Linked DNA regions of Homo sapiens: region 1 is linked to region 2. Evidence: chromatin loops called from intact Hi-C (ENCODE). Cell type or tissue: B cell. All regions are shown on one strand. Each heading gives the region's core, and the rest is flanking DNA. Links, peaks and the distances in the headings are about the cores only.

Region 1 (8,335 bases), core at 50-8,049, 670 kb after region 2:
TCAGGCTGGTTTCGAACTCCCGACCACGGTGATCCACCCGCCTCGGCCTCCCAAAGTGCTGGGATTACAGATGTGAGCCACCGCACACAGCCTACATTTTATTATTAAAAATCATCTTTTTTTGCTGGGCACCGTGGCTCATGCCTATAATCCCAGCACTTTAGGAGGCCAAGGCAGGTGGATCACTTGAGGTCAGGAGTTTGAGACCAGCCTGGGCCAACATGCCCATCTCTACTAAAAATACAAAAATTAGCCGGGCGTGGTGACACACACCTGTAATCCCAGCTACTTGTGAGGTTGAGGCAGGAGAATGGCTTGAACCTGGGAGGCGGAGTTTGCAGTGAGCTGAGATCAGGCCACGGCACTCCAGCTTGGGCGACAGAGAGAGATTCCATCTCAAAAGATAAAATTATCTTTTCTTCGTTTTTACTACAAAAGCAAGGCATGTTAATTTGCTGAAAACCCAAAGAAGCAAAAAGAAAACATAAAAAACACCATAACCCTACCATCAGCATATTTACAATAAACAACGACTTGTTGAGTAGTATAAGCCAGAAAATGTGATCAGCCTATTATGTTATTTTTAAATTTAATCCTCACAACCTATAGATACTATTTAAATCACCATCCAGCATGTGATTAAACAAGGCCGGGCGCAGTGGCTCACACCTGTAATCCCAGCACTTTGGGAGGCGGGTCACTTGAGGCCAGGAGTTGGAGACCAGCCTGGCCAACATGATGAAACCCCATCTCTACTAAAAATACAAAATTTAGCTGGACACGGTGGCACATGCCTGTAATCCCAGCTACTTGGGAGGCTGAGGCAGGAGAATCACTTGAACCCGGGAAGTGCCAGTTGCAGTGAGCCAAGATGGCGCCACTGCACTCCAGCCTGGATGGCAGAGTGAGACTGTCTCAAAAATAAAAATAAATTAAAAATTTAAAAATTTTTAAAAAACATATGATTAAACAAAATTTCAGAGAGGTTAGGTATCCTGCCCAAGTTCACACAGCCAGTGAGGAGCCCAGCTGGGATTTGCACCCAGGTCTGTCAACTTGAACTGTAAAGATTTATTCCCTATTTAGAGGCTTGTTTTTTGTTTCTTGTTTTTTGTTTGAGACGGAGTCTCACTCTGACGACCAGGCTGGAGTGCAATGGCACAATCTCGGCTCACTGCAACTTCTGCCTCCTGGGTTCAAGTGATTCTCCTGCCTCAGACTCCCGAGTAGCTGGGATTACAGGTGCGTGCCACCATGGCCAACTAATTTTTGTATTTTTAGTAGAGATGGGGTTTCACCATGTTGGCCAGGCTTGTCTTGAACTCCTGGTCTCAAGTGATCCGCCTGCCTCAGCCTCCCAGAGTGCTGGGATTACAGGCATGAGCCACTGCGCCTAGCTATTTAGAGGTTTTCAGGAAGCTGAGAGGGTATTTGGGAGCCAAGAGCTGTTTCTGGGGCCCAGAAGTATCCATCTTTCAGCAGTCTCAGCTCAGGAGTTCCCTGCCTGGCTGGCTATCCCTGGCCATCCCCGGCTGCACCCACCTGCCCGCCAGCCTTTCTCAGTTGCATCATCCTTACTGGCTGCAACTGCAATATATTCGCCTGTAGCCCTGTGGGGGCTACTACAGAACACAAACAGAGCCCTGGCTGGTGAGACTGCTGACACAAGAGCCAGAGGCTTTGCTCCTTTTTTTTTTTTTTTTTTTTTTTGAGACAGAGTCTCCCTCTGTTGCCCAGGCTGGAGTACAGTGGTGCAATCTCAGCTCACTGCAACCTCTGCCTCCGGGTTCAGGTGATTCTCATGCCTCAGCCTCCTGAGTAGCTGGGATTACAGTCATGCGCCACCACACCCAGCTAATTTTTGTATTTTTAGTAGAGATGGAGTTTACCCATGCTGGTCAGTCTGATCTGGAACTCCTGATCTCAAACGATCCGCCCGCCTCAGCCTCCCAAAGTGCTGGGATTACAGGCATTAGCCACCACGCCCAGCCCCATCACTACTTTGTAAACTGACGGGCAAGTCCCTTGAGAATCCCCATCTCTCACAGAAGTAATAGCAATTAGTTTTTCCTGTGGTTCTGAAGGAAGTAAAGTATTATATACAAGACCACCCAGATAGTTTAAATGCCATATAACATGGAATATAATGTTACTGAGATAACTAAAGGCAAAAATAACCTGTATATAACATGCTTACAATGTTCAAAGGGTAGCTGATGACTTTAGATTTGAGAACACACGCAGGCAGACCCATCAATACCCAAGGAATACCTTAGTCACAGAATAGGAATAGGCAAATGCATATTGATCAGAAAATGTACCTGACATGCAAACCCAGAACAGGTGAGTTTGATGTGGCAATGGACGGAGGAAAGCTGGAACCCTGAGGTTAAGACTGAGATTGGGCTGGAGTCCGGAGAGTCTGGGCTGAGGGTAGAATTCCCACTTATTATGGGATCCAGTGGGACCCTTCATAGAAGAGGCTGAGTTTCATAATCCTGGTCTATCTGATTTGGAGAGTTCCTGGAATCTGGGGAGACACCCCACAGGCTTTGTCTGAGGACTATTTGCAGTTCTTTGAACCTCAGAATAGGAAGACTGAAGTGAGAACTCAGAGCAGAGAGTAAGCCAAGGCTACTTTGAATGCTCAAAACCAGGGAATGGGTCCTACTGCTTTCCAAGTGTAAGCATGGCCAGCCCAACCAGCCCAGAGCCCTCAAAGTCAAGCCCCTCACTGGTCAGCCTCATGGCATTCTTGATCTAATGCCCTGTGGCTTTAAACTGCCAGCTTTTGCAAAAGGAAGAAGAAAGTCCTGTATTTCTTCTGGACTCCTACAGGCTCTTTGAAACAATGCTGTTTCTGTTTGAGATGATGATACCCTGAAAGCACCTGTGCACTCCTGCAACTTGTCATGTGCCCATTGAATAACAAATTGACCAACTGACATTCTTAGAGACGCCACTGAAGACCTAGTGCTGGGTTGGACCTATGGGGAGACCCAGAGGTTCATAACTCTGTCTCTGCCCTCAAGGAGTTTAGCATCCAGGGATTTAGGTGGTATTTGGGTCACTTTGGACCTCACCATGGGCACAGGAAAAAAATCCAGGAAATGTCTTCCTCAGTGTCAGCCTGAGCAAAATAATGCCCCAGCTGACATTTCTGTGTCTAGAAATGTTTACACAGGGATTGCACTGTGCAGAGCACTATACCACATGGATTTGCCTTTGTAGGTTGTACTATACTTGCACATTTCCAAGGGCTGAGGAAGGGAAGGTGAGAAACGTGGTGATGAGCCCCACTGTGGCCAGCACTGTGCCAAGCGATCTTTAAAGGTGGTGGTTTTAGCCTTACAACCACCTGGGTGGCCAGTATCTTCATTCTCACTCTGCAGTGGAGAGATTACAGCTTTAGATACTGAATGCTGTGGCTCAGGGGGCTGGGGCTGACAGTGCACCCTCGTAAGCCAGTGGGGAAGAAGTCTGGCGGCAAGGTAGCTGGCAGCTTAGGAAGCACCTGGGCTGCTTGCTAAGGAGTGGGACTTTCTTCCAGAAGCTACAGGGGGCCCAGTACAGTAGTGAGAGAGCCATCTGATCAAATCTGTTGGAAAGCTGCCTGGCAGCTGTGTGAGGGCTGGGTGGGGAAGGGGGAGGAAAGATTGCAGAATGAGATCAGAGAGAGGACTATGGAAGGACAAATCTGTTTTCCCTCCTCCCCCTATCCCATGCATACCGAATAACAGTCTCTAGAATCAAAACAAGCATTTTATTTTATTTTGTTTTTCAAGACAGTGTCTCAATCTGTCACCCAGGCTGGAGTGCAGTGGCATAATCTCGGCTCACTGCAACCTCTGCCTCCTGGGTTCAAGTGATTCTCCTGCCTCAACCTCCCGAGCAGCTGGGACTAGAGGTGAGTGTCACCACACCTGTCTAATTTTTGTATTTTTAGTATAGATTAGGTTTCACCATGTTGGCTGGCTGGTTTCGAGCTCCTGACCTCAAATGATCCTCTTGCCTCAGCCTCTCAAAGTGCTGGGATTATAGGCATGAGCCACTGCGCCTGGCCAAAGCAAGCATTTTAATAACCCATTTTAAAATTTTAGACCCAAGTCAGTGACCCCTGTATTAATTTCGGTAATCAAAAGTTGGCTAAATTGAGCCAGCTGAGTGAGACAAGGTTGTGCACTCAGCACTACCCTGGCAGGTGGCTGCTAGGAAGACATGCTAGAAAAGATTGGCCATCGTGACAAAGGGAGAGCAGGTGAAGGCACTGACGGGGTTTGGGATTTAGGCAGACCTGAGGTTGATTTCTGGCTTAGCCATTTACTAGTCATGAAACATTGAAAACATCATTTAATCTCTCCGATTTTCTTTACTTCATCTTTAAAATAAGGGTCAGCTGGGTGTGCTGGCTCACACCTGTAATCCCAGTACTTTGGGAGGCTGAGGCAGGAGAATCACTTGAGCCCTGGAGTTCGAGACCAGCCTAGGCAACACAGTGAGACCCCCCCCCCCCCGCCAATCTTTACAAAAAAAATACAAAAATTAGCCAAGTGTAGTGGTGTGCACCTGTAGTCCCAGTTATTTGGGAGGCTAAGGCGGGAGGATTACTTGAGCCCCGGAGGTCAAGGCTGCAGTGAGCCCTGATCACTATATTCCAGCCTGGACAACAGTGAGACCCTGTCTCAAAAACTACACTACACTACACTACACACTACACTACACTACACTACACACTACACTACACTACACTACACTACACTACACTACACTACACCACACTACACCACACTACACTACGGGTCATCAACTTTCTCTTGCATGATTGCACGAGTACTATATTCAAAGTGACTAGCACACCAGTGGTGCTTGGTAGGGACTAGCTAAAATATCCTCATTCCGACCTGGGAGCCACAGTGATGGCGCACATCTGCCTGGCCCCTTCCTGTGGAGCAACACTGCCCTTCAGTGGCTAAACAGTGAATGACAGGTGTGCCGGCTGCTCCCACCCAGCCCTGCATTCCACACGTCAGAAGAGTTGTTTAAGGGTCAGACCTGCCGCATGTACTTTTCACAAAGTTGGAGCCCTACCTTGGCCAGCAGGTGACAGGTCCCACTGTCCCCAGGACAGGGCGAACTCAAGGCCAGTGGATTCTGAATCTTGGGCTGGGAAGAAAACACAAGCTCAAGTAGTCTTGGAACAGCTCTCTAGAGATGGCCATGACCTCCAACCCACTCCACCCTAGCCACAAGAATAGTGTAAATGAAAAGCAAATGCCAGTGGCACATTCTGGCACCCCTTGGCAAAACAAGGAAGGAAGCCATTCCACAAACACTTAGCGGGCACCGTCCAGGCCTCTGGGTCCGTGCTAGGCTGCAGATACCATGGCCAACAAAAAGGAAGCTGACTATTTAGTTGGGAGAAGGACATTAATGAAACAATCACCCAGATACGTAATTGCAGACTATAACAAGGATCTGAAGGGAAGGCTCAGGGTGCTGACTCCATCCAGGACAAGATAAGGAGTGCTCCTTGGTGCTACTGTGGGCTTCATGAGCACCTCCTGGTGAAGCCACTGCCCCTGGGGCCTGTGCACACTGTGGACATTGAAATGCTCACTGCTTCTGGAAGTGGGCTGATGTGGCTCTGGGCTGTCTACGCCTCCAGCTGGTAGATAGGAGTCAGGGAAGTCACCAAAAGATGAATAGGCATTAGTAAGTACTGGTGGAAACCCAGGAGCGGGAATGCCATGCTCAAAGGCTCTGAGGTGGGCCCGGCACAGTGGCTCACACCTGTAATCCCAGCACTTTGGGAAGCCGAGGCAGGAGGATGGCTTGAGCCCAGGAGTTCGAGACCAGCCTGGGCAACATGGCAAAACCCTGTCTCTACAAAAAAAAAAAAAAAATAGCTGGGTATAGCAGTGTGCACCTGTAGTCTCAGCCACTCAGGAGGCTGAGATGGAGGATTGCCTGAGCCCAGGACGTAGAGGCTGCAGTGAACTGTGATTGTGCCACTACACTCCAGCCTAGACAACAGAGCAAGACCCTGCCAAAAAAAAAAAACAACAAACAAACAAAAAAACAAAAAGGCCCCGAGGTGGGGTCCCATGGGGATATCTTTAAGGAAATGTGTCTGGAGCTCAGAAACCCAGAACAAGAGTAGTGCAGGTGACACTAGGGCAGTAGGCAGGGCAAGGCCTTAGGCACTGGGGGGCAATATCAGGGGTGTGGTCTTGATCCTAAGACAGTGGGACACCACAGACAATGCTCCTGCCTCCCTGCCAGCTGTCCTCCTTCAGGGATAAGGCCCCTTTTGCTGCCTCCCTCCTCCCCTCACTGCCCAGGGTGCCTCCATCAAGTCTTCTCTGGATTTCATCCTTTTCTCCCAACTCCCAGTAACATCCTCTCAAATTAAGTCTGGGATTTTTTTTCTTCCTCCCTTCTTACCACAGTAAAATTCTGTTAGATAAAAACTAGCATTTAAAACCATACTCCAGGGCAGGTTCAGTGGCTCACACCTGTAATCCCAGCATTTTGGGAGGCTGAGGTGGGCGGATCACCTGAGGTCAGGAGTTCGAGACCAGCCTGGCCAGTATGGTGAAACCTCGTCTCTACTAAAAATAATGAAAAATAGCTGAGCATGGTGGCACATGCCTGTAATCCCAGCTGCTCAGGAGGCTGAGGCAGGAGAATCGCTTGAATCCGGGAGGTGGAGGTTGCAGTGAGCTGAGATCACACCACTGAACTTCAGCCTGGGGGACAGCGCAAGACTTCGTCTCAAAAACAAACCAAAAAAAGCATACTCCAGTCAGGCCCAGTGGCTCTCGCCTGTAATCCCAGCACTTTGGGAGGACGAAGTGAGAGGAGAGCTTGAGCCCAGGAGTTTGAGACCAGCCTGGACTACATGGCAAGACCCTGTCTCTAAAAAAAAATTTCTTAATTAAAAATAAATAAATAGAAACCACACTCACACTTCTAAGCTGCAAGGACTTGTTGCCAGCCCCGTATGCTCATCCCTGTGTGGGCTGAGCCCGGGAATGAAAGAGGAAATGTACTCCGACCTTGCCCCTGAGGGGCTTCCCATCTCGCCCTGAATCCAGGGGCTACCTTTCAGCCAGCTGCACTACTCCATTCAATGGAAATGGCACTTGGAAATGCTTCTTCTCTTTCTGAACATTTAGGTCCTCACACAGCAACCAAGCCAGTGGTCAGTGAGTGCATTTTGTGAACGCTTTGAGGTATAGAAGGAAAGAGCACTGGACCCCTGCAGTCTGAAAACATGGGTTTGTAACCTGGCCCTGCCATTTTTCAGGCTGTGTGTCCTTAAACAAGACTTCTCTGAGCCTCGATTTCTTCGTTAGTAGAGTGGGGTAAACAAGACTTTCCCTGTCTACCTTGCAGAGGGTTTATGGGGATCGTATGAAGTACCACAGTGGTTCCTGGATGGCAGTCCTTAAACAGGTGCTACACATGAGGACGTTTTCACCAGCCCACGGTGAGATGAGGAAAATCAGGACAACGAAAGGAGGTGTTTACAAAGGTAGATTTATTCAACCTAAAGGCCTGGACTGTACTCTGAGATTGTGTCTTTCTTGGGGTTTATTTGCATTGAAATTACATTTACTTTATGAAATGATAGTGATGTTAGCAGATTTTTAAAAATGTTTTTACTTAACAAAATTAAAGTACAACTACCCAGTTTGGGAGATCTTACCAGTCTGTAAAGCCCCAAACCCTTTTGAGTCAGTGAACCAGAAAGCCTTGGCAAACCACAAAGAGCTACGACCAGAGGCCACCTCTTGCTGTCTTCCTTTGCTGCCCCTCTGCTAGCTAAAGCCTGTGTGGTAGGGGTGGGTTCCAAGGGTCAAGGCCCAGACATGCTTTTCATCTTGACTTTAAAAGCACAGATTCTGGAACCAGACTGTTAGGGTTTAAATATCAGTTACACTCCTTTCTAGTTGCGTATGACCTTGGACAAGTTGCTTCTGCTCTCCATACTTTGATGCTCTCATTTATAACATGTGTGTATTAATAGTGAAGATTAAATGTAAGGCAAGGGCTGGGAACGGTGGCTCCTGCCTGTAATCCTAGCACTTTGGGAGGCTGAGGCAGAGGGATCTCTTGAGTCCAGGAGTTTGAGGCCAGCCTGGGCAATATGGTGAAACCCCACCTCTACAAAAAATATGAAAATTAACCAGGCATGGTGTCGTGCACCTGTAGTCCCAGCTACTTGGGAGGCTGAGGTGGGAGGATGGCTTGAGCCCGGGAAGTCAAGGCTGCAGTGAGCAGAGATCACATCACTGCACCCCAGGCTGGGTGACAGACCTTGTCTCAACAA
Region 2 (8,335 bases), core at 133-8,132:
AAGAATGATCACAGAATCAGGCCACTCTGTGCTTCAGCTTCCTTATCTGCAAAATTGGATAAATAGCAGCACTTTGTGCCTAAAACTGCATGTGAGATCTGTTAGTTAATATGTGTAAAGTGCTCAGAATGGTGCCTGGTCCATATGAATATAGGAAGTATCACCATGGAATTCTCAGGAAGAGAAACAGGTGTGTGGCCCTGGCTGGATCATGTCTATGATAGCTCAGTTTTCCATCTGTAAAATGAAAATCAAAGTCCCTGCCAAAGCTTTCAGAAGAAACAGAACAAGACACAGTCAACAAGGAAAGAAGTCACAGATAGTAGGTAGGAACTTGTGCTCTGAAATCAAACCCCCTGGATTACATCCAGCTCTGCCTCTTAGATGTTCATTTATTTATCTGCCATACCCCAGCCACCACCGCAAGACCCAAGAAACCAGGGTTGAAATGCCAGGCACCAAAGCTGCTGCAGCCATCATCCAAACCCTCCACACAGACCAGTCACTGGCCCCAGTCACTGGCCCAAGGCAGGGTGGAGCATCCAGACAAGGTGGGGAATGGAATTTGCCCAATAATGGATGCCAATGATTTGAGGAAGACAGCAGCCAAGGGAGAAATGGAAATGCAAACCAGGTACAAACACCAATGGGCCCGGCGCTGTCCTGAGCACTTTATGCATTAGTTCATCTAGTTCTCCTGGCAGTCTTATGAAGTAGGCACTGTTATTCACCCCATTTTACAGATGAAGAGACTGGGGCGCACAGTGGCTATAACTTGCTCAACTCACAGAGCGAGCCAGAACTCTGGGCAAGTTTGTTGACATTTCTAGTCCCTAGTTCCTCTCAAAAGAATGAGGGTAATAAGTTATGACATCTCCTCATAGATTTGTTATGCAGATTAGATGGGATAGTCTATACACAGCACTTAGCAAAGGATCAGAAACATTTTAAGCACTCATACTTAAACCCAAAGTCACTCACTAGGTAATTGGCGTGATAAGATACATGGGCTATAATTACCAAAAATATAGCTGGTAATTTAAGAAAATGGCCAAATGTGCAAGGTAGTAAAAGTCTAGGGTGGGGCAGGGGACATAAAATACCATAGGAACTGAGGAACAGGGGGTCAGGTCTGAAGAATCTGTTTTGCATGAGACACTTTGTAGGCCTTTGGAGAGAAATTGTGAGGAGGACTTGAAGGACGGACAGTTGGCCCCCAAACTCCAGGCTTTCACTCCCTGAACTAAGAGGGACCTTGAGCAAGCCTTCACCTCTGGGAAGAAGCCCTCAGCAGCCCAGATAGGAGAGCTGAGGTGTCTGGAAAAGCCCACACCGAGGCCCAGGGCTGGGCCAGTTATGGAAGGCCATCAGTGCAGCCCCGTCTTGACTCCTGCTGCAGAAAGACTGGGCAGGGCCGCAGCTCCAGCCCATGTTCCAGATTTCTGCCATGACCACCCTCCTGCGTGCCAGCTTGAAACCACTGTTTGTTGACATGATCTCCCTGACTTCATCCATTTAGATCATCTTTGGCTCACTGACCTCAGCCCACTCCCTTCACCTGCTCTATTATTTTATTGTGACCCCTGATTCCAGGCAAGACATTCCATTCACTCCATCAGCCCCAATCTGGGAACCTTGTCAGCAAAGAGGATTGGCCAGGGATGAGGAATTGTGGTGAGGTGAAAGGAATATCTCTGATAAGAGATGTAGCAATGCTACTCACTAATAGCTCTAGATTCTTGGCAAATGCCTAGGAACTCACCCCACATTTTTCAGCAGAGGGTGTATTAGCTGCATTTTGGAAACCTATTAAGAGTTGTAATTAGCAGCAGGGAGAGAACAAGAACTCTTCTCTAGGGCAAGTGATAACAGCAGTAAGCATTGAGTGGACAGTGATCATCCAGCCAAGCCATGATACCTTTCCTCCTCTTCCACCTCTTAAAAAGAGACTGGAGCTGTGCTCTCAGGCTCAGGGAATTCTACCTGACTGTACTGCTTTGCCTCCAGATGGATTCCCTCTCCTGAGCCCTTTCAGGTAGACGGCTGCATTGGACAGTACCTGGTTTGCATTTCCATTTCTCCCTTGGCTGTTGCCTTCCTCAAATCACTGGCATCCATTATCTGGCAAATTCCATTCCCCTCTTGTCTGGATGCTACACCCTGCCTTGGGCCAGTGCCTAGCGGCCCCTGGCCTGTGTGGAGGGTTTGGATGATGGCTGCAGCAGCCTTGGTGCCTTGCATTTCAACCCTGGTTTCTTGGGTCTTGAGGTTGTAGCTGGGATGTGGCAGGTGGAACCCAACAAGGAGATTTACCTCCAATGGTAAGGAGGGGTTTCTGTGCGAGGAAATGAGCACCTGGGAACCCAGGCGGCCAAAGGTGATTGAATTGTTCCGCACAAACTGGGTTACCCCTCAGGGCTGATGTGGCCTGGAGAGACACCCCTAAAGTCATCATGTGCCTCTAAGATTTCGCTAGGAAAGTTTCCAAGAAAAGGCTAGATTTCCATTGGGCTTGAAAGGTGAGCCACCCACACTGGGCGCTCAGGTCTGCATTTCTGCTCCAGTGTTCCCTCAGTCCAATTTTACACAGCAGTAACACCCTCTTCCCCTCATGTTCTGTTGTGTTCTGCAGATCCTACAGGGGAACATCATGATAATGAAACCTTTGTGTTTTCCATGGCTGCTACAAAAAGACCAGATCAAACATTTTATGACACTTTTGTTTTTGTGTTTCTGTATGCTGCATGTGAAAATATCTATTACACAAATCAAGCACTCTGCTTTCCATTGCCAAGCATCTTTGGCACAAGAGCTGTAATAAGAAGTGTAATGAACATAAAACAGTTTTTAGAATCACTCCTTTGGTAGCTGGTATATGAAGCTGACAAGGCCCCCTCTGCCAAAGCTGCAGAAGGTCGGGCATATCCTTCCCTTAGCTCATATGGCTGCAGAGGAAGGAGGTGTCTTTCTTTGGGCTTCATCGCCAGGCAACCCACACACTTTGATGCTCACCTGTCTGCCTTGGGGGACTGGAGTTGAATGACTGCTTGTTTTGCTCCTGGGATCTGTGGGCTCCACAGTCGTCCCAGGCCTCCTTGCTTAATCGGACTCCCACCCATGGCATCTGAGTAGTTCCTCTTCTGGTCCTGTCACTATCATCTCCCTTTCTCTCTCTCAAGGCCTGTCCTTCTGTAGTACATCTTTTTAATAACTGGTAAGAGTCTCCTCCGACCTTCCCTTTGGAGACCTTTTCTCTTCAGTCAATCCCCGCCCCACCCAATCCCATCCCTTGTTCTCAGCGTCCTGCTCACAATCCCTTTTACTATGCCACTGACTTACCCAGACTGGCTAGGACATCTCTATTTGCATTGCATTGCAATATGGACTGAGGTGAGCTTGCCTATGAAATCAGCTGTGAACTTATTTTTTGTTAACTGTGATTTTAAAGGGCAGGGAGGAGAAAATGAATACTGAGGGAAGGAAAGGAGACCTAACATTTATTGAGTCCTTGGAGTTCTTGAGATAGATGCCTCATACACGTTAACTTATGCATCCTCACAATGATCTTGGGAGGTGTTATTTACTCCATTTTACAGAGGAGGAAATGGAGGTTAAATCACTTACACAGGCTGGGCACGGTGACTCACGCCTGTAATCCCAGCACTCTGGGAAGCCAAGGCAGGAGGATTGCTTGAGCCCAGGGGTTTGAGACCAGCCTGCCTCTACAAAAAAATAATAAGTTTTTAAAAATCACTGCCCAAAGTTCCAAAGCTAGTCAACAAAGAAACCGGTTACAAATTTGCTCTTCATTTAGTGTAAAAATCAATGAAACTTTTCTGAATGTTTCAGTCTTTAAAAAAAAAAAAAACATGAAGCATGCCATCCAATGAGCTGTGTGACCTGGGGCAAGTCAGTGGACCTCTCTGGGCAATAGTTTGAACATCTTTAATGTCAGGAGCCTGTGCTAGAAGGTCCTAACTCCTACAAGCTTTTAACCCAGGCTGTAATTGCCCTTGGGACTTCTTCACATCCAGTCCAAATCTTTAAAGAACCCAAGTCATGCTAACAAGAAATAAATGACTAACACTCTGGGAGCGCTAATCAGGAGCACTTCAGGAATTCCCTTCCTTTTTCCTGCCAGGCAGCAGTTTCACAGCCATTCTCCAGCTCTCCTAAATCAGGATCTGTGGGTGGACAGGAGGATGAGAAACACAGTGCTAAAGGGGCCTGGGTTTCTATGTCACCACCCCTGCCTACCCTCTGCCGCAGCCACTGTAGCCAGCGTGCCTCCACCTGGCTGTCTTTCCCTACACAGCCCGCATGCCCCCCATAGCTGGCTGCACTATGGGAAGGACTGATCCCCACCAGACAAGCTGGACTTTCCTGGCCTCCCTTGCACCCTGGGAGATCCTTGTCCATGTGGGGGAAATAAGATTATATTTATTAAAAACAATATAATTTATAGCCTCCGTGTACACACCTTGAAATTCCTGGGGCCATAAACTGGAAGGGCATTTCTTTAATCCCTGCAATTTACAGTTTTTACTCACCTGGCTTAGGTGGGGGGAAGAATCACACACATACATACCTGTTCACACATACACACATATGTATATGCACGTGTGTATACTGACTCTCTCCTTGGGATTTGCTAAGCCTCTCACATGAAGCCTCAACAGCCCTAGGGAACTGTGCTCAGGTCTCTGATTCCGCTGGAGCTTGCCAGCATTCCAGGGCCAAGTCAAGACTTTTGTAAATTGCTGAGAACTGAATTCTGACCTGGGAGCAAAGAGTGGACAAAGAATGGCACAGAGATGCCAAGGAAGCTGAGTTCAGGAGGGAAAGTGAAGCCTGCCCCACTCACCATGCTTGTCCTCTTCTCCCCAGCCTCCCAAACCCCAGCCCCTACACACACACCCGAAAAGAGGATTCAGCAACTGAATATGAGAGGGACAGACCTGGTGGAAGGCTTTGGTACCTGTGAAACTGTGCCCAGTTATTGATCTAGAGATTGACCACCAGAGGCAGTGTTATCATTTAAGACGAGTTTCCTTTGGCACTCACCATATCTTACAGCTTCTCCTATTTGTTCTTGTCCCAATCCTCTTCCGGCCCCCATCCAAGAAGCTCTGTGCAATTCAGCTAAATTTGTAGGACACTACTCCAGTTAGCACTGTGCTTAGGAATACAAAGTCCTTCTGGTACCAGGTCTGTTGCAAGATCTTGCACTTCTCAAGGTCACAGACTTGACAAGAACACTTGACTATGTTCTTGCTCCAACTTACAGAAACTGGAATGATGCAAGAAAGATGATGACAAGCTCATGCTCAAATAAAATGCCTGGGTCTTTCATCAAAACAGTGGCCAAGAAGCACATATTTGTACATTTTAAGTTAAAATAAGATGTTGAAGGCTGGTGTGTTTCATTGTCTGTTAACTGGTCAACAGTCCCAATTGCTTTTTTTTTTTTTTTTTTTTTTTTTAGATGGAGTTTTGCTCTTGTCACCCAGGCTGGAGTGCAGTGGTGCGATCTCAGCTCACTGCAACCTCCGCCTCCCGGGTTCAAGCAATTCTCCTGCCTCAGCCTCCCGAGTAGCTGGGATTATCAGCATGCACTACCATGCCCGGCTAATTTTTGTATTTTTAGTAGAGACCAGGTTTCACCATGTTGGCCAGGCTAGTCTCGAACTCCTGACCTCAGGTGATCCACCCACCTTCGGCCTCCCAAAGTGTTGGGATTGCAGGTGTGAGCCACTGCGCCCGGCCCCAGTTGCATTCAGTGAGAGCATGTGTGATGATACCTTAACTCCTATTTTTATTAACATCTAGTTTGTAAAGGACTACAGAGACACTGTGCTGAGCACCCTGGAAGGGTGGGGCTTGAGCCAGGCTGATGGACACGTGGGAGGACCAGGCTGGGGAAGGACTTGGGGCATGAACTTCTGTCTGGATATAGCACCAAGTGGGACAGGGTCGGGGGTCAGGGAGATTGGATTGGCCAGAGCACAGGAACTTGCAAAGAAATACACAACAGGACATAGGTAGGATAGAGAAGAGGCAAAAATATGTAAGTAGGCACCAGTTAGTGTAGCACATGATTTCATATACTGTATATACTTTAATTTAATCATAGCAACCATGTGAGAAGAGTACTATATCTTGACTTTCAGTTGAGGATTAGGCCCCAAAAAGGCTGCTGATACAACAGTACTTAATTTCAGGTGGGGCTAGGGACAGTGGTTCCCCAGCCTCTGACAGGGTTCGTCAAAGATTATTTATTTGCTTAATCTGAGCTACTTAGTGGTAAAGCCTAGATTCCATCCACCTTTTGTCTCCAGGCCTAGTGAATGCTCTTTTCATTTTACCTCACCTACCTAGTTACTACCATATTAACTTGCTAAAAATATTCTATGAAATGGATTCTATCTGCAAATAAATGTAAATAATATATGTGTCTTGCTGAAGAAGAATAAAATAAGCACTTGCGGCCCCACCACTCAATTTAAGGCATAGAATATTACCACCGCTATCGAAGGTAGCGTGAAGGTCACCCTTCAGAGGCGACCATGATGCTGAAATGTCTGCTGATGACTCCTTTACCCTTTACAATGTTGCCACATACATCTGCTGAATAATTTCCATTTGCCCCTTCAGCTCCGTCTCCAGGCTTCTCCATACTGCCGTGTGTCCCATGAGGCTGGCCCATCTGGACTGCACCAGGGAGCTCCCTTGATCCTTGGCTTCCTGGTGGGTTTGGCCAAAGTGAAACACTGACAGGAAAGCAGAGGATGAGAATGAGGCCAGGGTGTCTGCTCCCCTGCTCCCTCTCTGCTGGGGCACCCACCATGAATCGGTGGCATTCATCTACCGAGGTCACTCTTGGTTCTGGCAGGTAGCCTTCTCCACCCTGCAGCCCTTTCCATGCCCTCCCCAGCTCCTTCAGGTCTAGTGATGGTAAAGCTTCCTGGCTGCTCTGCCAGCCCTAGGGTGCTGAACCATTCCCTGGTGGTTTCCCAAACCTAGTGTTTCTTAATCATTTTTAAAAATCATGACTCCCCTAAATACCCTTTTCAGACTTTTTCCCCCAGTCATCTCCCTGCCATGAAATTTTAATACCACACATATACCGTTGATCTATTTATGTACTGTAGATATCTTTGTGTTTTATATTTGACAAGAATACTATATTTTGCTCACTAAGAAGCAATTTCACCCCTTGAGGGTGATACTGCCTTATTAGGAATGTATACCCTAACCCAACTTATATTTTGTAGTTCCCTCTAATACATTCTATTTAGTCACCCATTTCCAGTGTGCTATCTCTTTCTTGCCAAGACACTAACATATATAACAATATGTTATGCAACATATTGTTATAGTATATATATTAGTTAAACATATAGTGAATAATATAACAATATACTGTGTCCATAAACAATATTTTAGTTCTGTCAGGTTTTTATCTTTAAGTGAAGGAACACAGTATATTTTTCTTTTTCTTGGCCTTTGTCAATATTTGTGAGATTCACCCATATTGAAGCATGTAGTTATTGTTCATTTTTACTGCCATATGGTATTGCATTGGATGAACATATACAAATTTACAAGTTTGTTTAGTGGTGGGGATGGATATTTGGGTTGGTTATTTTGAACACATGGCACAAAACATTCTTGTACGTATCTTTTGGTAAAGACATAGATATACATATACATAATATACACCTACATATACATATACAGAGTCTCTAGGGTACCAACCTGGGAGTAAAATTGCTGTATTGTAGGGTATGCCTATTTTTCTCCTTACTAGAAAATGCCAAATTGTTTTCCTGTAATGATACCAACTTATTTTCATACCAATAGGATTTGAGAGTTCTGGTTGCTCCACATTCTTTCCAGCATTTGTTATTGCTGGACTTTTTAAATTTTTGCCTGTCTGGTAGGTATGGAAAAGGTATTTCATTGTAGATTTGATTTTCGTTTTGCTTATTACTGATAGGTTGAGCATCTTTCCACTTCTTCACTGCCCATTTGGTTTTCTTTTCTGTGAATGCCAGTTTGTGTCTTTTGTCCACTTTCCTATTGCAGTGTTTCATTTTTTCTTATTGATTCATTGGTTTCCTTCATATATTCTAGATGTTAACCCTTTGCCAGTTACATAAACTGCAAATAATTTTTCCCAGATTGTGGCATGTCTTTTCACTATTTTAAAAATGAATTGTGATGAATATACATTTAAAATTTTAATGGAGAAAATGTATTAACCATTTCCTTTCTGGTTTGTGTCTTTTGTGACTTATCAGAGACATTCTTTCCTATGCTGAATTCCTAAAGT

The links. Peaks named below come from ENCODE experiments on the same cell type or tissue, not always from the same donor. Only the 100,000 strongest peaks of a DNase experiment are listed, where the experiment ranks them.
Region 1: it touches region 2 in a loop (8-fold over the local background); 14 of 110 quality-filtered maps call a loop at or near these places.

What each region holds. Positions count from the first base shown.
Region 1 is chr2:47,318,333-47,326,667 of GRCh38, forward strand. The region is part of intron 3 of EPCAM-DT (EPCAM divergent transcript); the gene reads right to left. Among named protein-coding and RNA genes, the nearest start is that of BCYRN1, 13 kb to the right of the region's middle. RefSeq lists a silencer at 4,838-5,132 and enhancers at 4,838-5,132, 5,114-5,273. In B cell, for the core only: CTCF peaks have their summits at 4,957 and 5,158; a DNase peak (open chromatin) is centred at 4,959.
Region 2 is chr2:46,652,134-46,660,468 of GRCh38, forward strand. It overlaps LOC105374584 (a long non-coding RNA gene), which reads left to right. Exons shown (of 2, transcript XR_940058.3): 2 at 1-2,856. Among named protein-coding and RNA genes, the nearest start is that of CRIPT, 39 kb to the left of the region's middle. In B cell, for the core only: a CTCF peak has its summit at 5,026; a DNase peak (open chromatin) is centred at 5,028; H3K27me3 peaks cover 199 bases.